Linked DNA regions of Mus musculus: region 1 is linked to region 2. Evidence: chromatin loops called from intact Hi-C (ENCODE). Cell type or tissue: left cerebral cortex. All regions are shown on one strand. Links, peaks and the distances in the headings refer to the core of each region. The heading gives the core; the rest is flanking DNA.

The links. Hi-C counts contacts between places; a loop is a spot of excess contacts. Peaks named below come from ENCODE experiments on the same cell type or tissue, not always from the same donor. Only the 100,000 strongest peaks of a DNase experiment are listed, where the experiment ranks them.
Region 1: a loop joins it to region 2, with 1.8 times the contacts of the local background. A loop is called at or near these places in 4 of 42 quality-filtered maps.

The regions. Positions count from the first base shown.
Region 1 is chr4:137,389,762-137,392,675 of GRCm38, reverse strand. Gm52681 (a long non-coding RNA gene) reads right to left here. Exons shown (of 3, transcript XR_003955130.1): 2 at 2,892-2,914; 3 at 1,620-1,877. Among named protein-coding and RNA genes, the nearest start is that of Gm52681, 4.1 kb to the right of the region's middle. In left cerebral cortex, for the core only: a CTCF peak has its summit at 1,144 (motif pointing right); no DNase peak of the experiment used is centred there.
Region 2 is chr4:137,097,214-137,100,127 of GRCm38, reverse strand. No RefSeq gene overlaps it. Among named protein-coding and RNA genes, the nearest start is that of Gm13001, 19 kb to the left of the region's middle. In left cerebral cortex, for the core only: no CTCF peak of the experiment used is centred there; a DNase peak (open chromatin) is centred at 1,512.

The DNA.
Region 1 (2,914 bases), core at 158-2,657, 290 kb before region 2:
AATGTTGTCCCTATATAAGAGTTGCCTTGGTCATGGTGTCTGCTCACAGCAGTAAAACCCAAACTAAGACAGCCACCAAGCTTGATGACCAGAGTTCCATTTAAGAGGCTCTCGAGATAGAAGAGGAGAACCGACTCCTGCGGTTTGTCTTCCGGCCTCCACATGGGCACTGTGGCACAGGAACCTGTGCATGCACACAGACAAAATAGATAAACACATAAATGTAGCTTCAAAAAGAAAAGAAGGTGGGGCTGGAGAGATGGCTCAGCAGTGAAGAGCACTGACTGCTCTTCCAAAGGTCATGAGTTCAATTCCGAGCACTCACGTGGTGGCTCACAACCATCTGTAAAGGGATCTGATGCCCTCTTCTGGTGTGTCTTCTGAAGACAGCTACATTGTACCCATATACATTAAAATAAAATAAATCTTTTTTAAAAAGTAAAGAAGGAAAGGAAAGAGAATGAGAGAGCAAGAGCGAGCAAGAGAGAGCAGGGACCAGCATACCAGTACAGCACTTGCATGCACAAAGCTAGCAGCTCTAAATTCAATCCTAATAACAGCAGTTAACAGTAGTAACACACATGCCTGATAAATAAATGCATAACTCTTTTTTTTTGTTTGTTTGTTTGTTTTTTGAGACAGAGTTTCTCTGTGTAGTCCTGGCTGTCCTGGAACTCACTCTGTAGACCAGGCTGCCCTCAAATTCAGAAATTCACCTGCTTCTGCCTCCCAAGTGCTGGGGTTAAAGGTGTGTGCCACCACTGCCCAGCGCATAACTCTTTTTTAAAAGACTTATTTAATTATTTAATGTATATGAGTACACTGTAACTATACAGATGGTTGTGAGCCATCATGTGGCTGCTAGGAGTTGAACTCAGGACCTCTGCTCCAGATTCGCTCACTCCGGGCCTAAGATTTATTTATTATTACATGTAAGTACACTGTAGCTGTCTTCAGACACACCAGAAGAGAGTATCAGATCTCATTACATATGGTTGTGTGCTACCATGTGGTTGCTGGGATTTGAACTCAGGACCTTTGGAAGAGCAGTCAGTAACTGCTGAGCCATCTCTCCAGCCCATAACTCTTCTTTTTAAAATAATTTTTTAAAAGATTTATTTATTTTATGTTTGAGTGCTCTATATGCATGTACACCTGCATGCCAGAAGAGGGCACCAGAACCCAGTATAGACGGTTGTGAGCCACCAGATGGTTGCTGGGAATTGAACTCAGGATCTCTGGAAGAGCAGCCAGTGCTCTTAATCTCCGAACCATCTCTTCAGCCTTGCATAACTCTTAAAAGAAAAAAAAAAAGACATGAGTGCCTTTAAAAAGGTGTGTGTAGGTGTGTATGTGTGTGTATTCAGGGCTGGAGAAATGGCTCAGCCGTTCTTCCAGAGCATCCTGATTCAATTTCCAGTATCCACATGGCAGTACACAACTGTAACTCCAGTTCCAGGGGGTCCATGGCACCAGACATGGCATGGGTGCGCATATATACATATACATATACATATACATGCATATATATATATACATATATGCATGGAAGCAAGATACCCATACAAATAAAATAAATGAATCTTTTAAAAACATATTTTTAAATTAAAAACATTTACTTTTTTTTTAAAGATTTATTTATTGATTATATGTAAGTACACTGTAGCTGTCTTCAGACACTCCAGAAGAGGGAGTCAGATCTTGTTACGGATGGTTGTGAGCCACCATGTGGTTGCTGGGATTTGAACTCCTGACCTTCGGAAGAGCAGTCAGGTGCTCTTACCCACTGAGCCATCTCACCAGAACATTTACTTTTTTATCCTAGGTGTACGTTCTATCTTCAGTATATATGAATGTGTGCCACATGCACATAGTACCTGAGGGGTGCAGAAGAAGGTATTAGATTCCTTGGAATTAGAACTATAGATGAGTGTGAGCCACCTTATGAGTGCTGAGAACCAAACCCATGTCCTCTGCAAGAGCAGCAAGTGCTTTTTGCCCCTGAGTCATCTCTCTAGATCTTCCTTCTTCTCTTAATTACAAGGATATGGGTCCTTAGCTGATTCTGTCTCTGCTCCCACATCCTAGAATATACTCCTATGGGCTTCCTGTACCTAGTACCCTGCCAAGTCCTAATCACCATGTTACCTCCTCCTACCTCCATCATCATTTCAGCCATCTATGCAGATGGCCTACGTGGCATTATCTCACAGACCCACTGTGGCAGAGGTGGTCCATCATGAGCCAAAACCTCCCCAGGTGGCTGGTGTCGGTCATGAGGATGAAAAGGGACAGATGGCACACTCCTGAGCAGATGGGAATGGTAAGGGCTGCATGGAAGATGCTACATTTGAGCTGGAACCTGGGTGAACAGGACTCAGGAAAGAGAACCACACTTGGGGACCAGCTGTCGATCCCTTCAGGTTTACAAAAATCACAAGAAGAAAGGAGTCCCCGGAGAGGATGGGGAGGCAAGACTGTGGGGTTCTGCATGCAGTGCAAATCTTACCGTGAGGGGCAGGCATTCTGCACGGAGCCACAGCATTTGTACTTTCATACAAATGTCTAAACCTCCAAAATCAGGCCCACTCTTTAGTGCAAAGTGTGTCCCTCCTGGGTAACCCCTACCGTCTGCTGGAGCAGTGCACAGAGAATGCTGGAAGCCTAGGGTGGAGTCTACCCTCCCAATCTGCAGGCAGGGAAACCAGATTGAGTGTGGCGGGAGGTGGAAACATGATTGTAGAGGTGAGGAGGGGGGGGCTCTCCGTTGTTCCCATAGGTAGAACAGGGCCAGAGGGAAGAGTCTTAGTCCCTTTTCCCATTCATACCCCTACCCCTGTTTCTCTGTGTAGCCCTGGATGTCCTGAAACTCAGTCTGTACATCAGCCTACCTCTGCCTCCCTAGTGCTGGGCC
Region 2 (2,914 bases), core at 101-2,600:
ATTCTTATATACAGTTTGGGGGTGGGTAAGGGTCTGACAACAGGTACTTCTCATTGGTTTGGTCTGAGAACTTTGGGGAAACCTTATTTGCATGTGGAAGGGCTCGGTGGTACTCCTAGTGACTGATGGCCACAAACCTCTCTTCGAGGACTGTAGGAGGCCGTAGCTATGTGACAGGAGCCAGGGACCCAGGAGGCATGGCCGAACACCTGCTGTCCCATGCAGGTGGAAGTCACCACCCAGAGTGTCACTGGGGTTCCAGACCTTTGCTCGACTAGGGACCAGGCTGTCTGTACACAGCCCACTGCTCCACAAGACAGGAAACAAACCCAAAACCATGCTGTTCCTTCCATACAAGGCTGGCTTTGGAAACCATGTCAGTCAGCTCTCTGTCATTGTCACAGAAGACCTGAGAAAGTCCGCTTGACTGAGGAAAAGCATATTTCGGCTCCTGGTTTCTGAGGCCTCAGCCCAGGGTTGTCTGCATCCGGTTGCCTTGGGAGCTGTGATCAGCATGCAAGGCAGGGCAGGAGAATGGAGCTGAACAAAGTTTCTTGCGGCTGACAGTCAGAAAGCAGGAGGACAGACTGTCATTATAGACTGCCCCCAAACACATGAGCCATCAGTAAAAGGTCTGTCTACTGGAGTCAGTTCTCATGACCCACCCCCACCCCAAGTCTCTCCCTCTCAGGACACAAGCTACTTGTGGGTGTTTGAGATCTAACCTGTGATAGTCTCCCCATCCCTCCCCTCTTCCTTCTCCCTCTCCCAGGTTTCTGCTGTGTAGTCCTGGCTGGCTTGGAACTCACTATGTAGATCTCTGCCTGTGCCTGCTGGGTACTGCTTTCTCTTATTTCCCTGCATTTAAGGAAACCAGCCTAGACCCTCTGTTCTTTCCTTGCTCTCCCCATCCTTGGAAAATGAGTCTCCTTGACTTCTCTAGGAGAAAAGGCGCCAAGGACAGGAATCTCCTGGTGGCTTCCTCTAAAGATAACGTCCATCTACCGTGAGGAAAGCTAATCAAACCATCAAATCGTGAGCTAGTACCAGGGAGTCTTCCTCATGATTGAAAAGGGAGCCAGCCCTGATGCACAGGGTAGAAGGGATATTGGAAGTGTGGTAGCAGGGACAGAGGTGAACCGGACAGCAGCATGTGCATAGGTCTCCCTAGCAGTCTAGACAAGGCAGTTCTGGGGGTTTGAGAGCTGCTCAGGGCTGGGTGAGAATCACTGGATGGGCTTGTAAGGCTTTGGAAGTAATGGGAGTTCTGTGTCTTGCACAGCTAGTGACTGCACGCTCTTGTCCATGATTGGTTTGTACACTGGGAAGGGTGGATTTTGTTGTATGTGACTTCTACCTCTGAGGTTCGTGGCTGTCGCTCAGTGGAAGAATGCTTTGCCCAGCATGCTGAAGAGCAAGGGGTCCCTTCCCAGCACTAAAAACTGGTTAGGCCTTGGCAGGAATGGAGTGAGGTCGTCTCTGTAAAGTGCCAGGAACAACCCTGCTGCATGTTAAGCACAATGCAAGTAATTGTTCAACCGTGCCAGCTCAGCTAACGAATGGAACATGCATGGATGTCAATCTGGGACGGTTGTTGGTGTTTTGTTTTTTTTTTAAAGAAACTTTAAAATAAGCAGTTTTATATTTTAAAGCAAGGACCCCGCATTTTCTAAAAATATGATTTTCTGAATCCTCTCAGCTGCTTCTCAACTTCAAACCCAACTCCTCCTCCTCCTCCTCCTCCTCCTCCTCCTCCTCTTCCTCCTCCTCCTCCCCCTCCTCCTCCTCTAGCCCCTCTTGCCACCAACTCCTAACCCACAGCTGTCTGAGGGCTCTGTGTTCTGAGTCAATGTCCCTCACAGCCTTTCCCTCCTTCACCCAGATGACAGCTAAGTCCTTTCTTAACACTCCAATCCAGGTCCTTCTAGGTCATACATTTGTGGTCCTCCAACCCCAGCACAGTGTCTCCTTCACAGCAGAGTTTGCTGAGCCTCTCTGTAGGCTGTCGGCGAGTGTTTGTTGACTGAATGAGTGAAGGGTGGGAGGTGGTTTGGTGAGGCTGGAGTGGTTGAACAGAGAGCAAGGCAGAGATCTAGGGAAAGTCACACAAGCAAGGCTGAACTCCGGAGTACGGAGAGGATCTGGAGAGGCCAAGGCAACCTGAGAGGTCTGCTGGGGTCCTGCCCACCCAGGCAGGGGTGTGGAGTTGACAGATCATAGCATGTGCCCTCGAGGGACCAGGAAGAGACTGTCTGTTCCAAGCCACACTCAGGCGTCAGTAACAGTATTTACCAAGTGTCAATCACGGACTTGCGGTACAGGCTGTTCCAGCTAGATCCATCACCTTCCTTTTCACCCTTGCACAGTCATCCCTTCCCATAAAGATCGGTGTTGCATTGACAGTTTCTGTCTGCACCTAAACAGACAGGAAAAAACCAGCCCCACTGGGGGGTGAGGGGGGCGCGCTCAACAGCAGCTGAGTTAATCAGATTTCCAAGAACTCAGGCTGCCAAAACCCACAGGTCCGATTGGTTCCCATCTGGGAGGCACAAAACACCTTGAAAAAAAATCAAAAATGGCTCGAGCGGGGACGCAGCCACGCCAAGCATACCCACACCTCACCTGAGGACAGAGTGAATGGAGCTTGTCACCCCTGCCATGTGGCTTGTCACCCCTGCCGTGTGTGGCTCCTAGCCAGCCCATGCGTGTTCTGTTGTGTTGGCTGAACGGTCACTGTTGAACAGTCACTTACAGTGTGGCGGGGTCATTCCAGGTACTTTACAGAGGTGAACTCAGTTAATTCCCCATAGGGACCTCCAAGATGTCCATCCTCCTACCGTGGAGACCAAGGAGGGGAACTGGGAACTGACCTGAGACCACACCACAGGTGAATCAGGAAAGCCAGAAAGCAAGA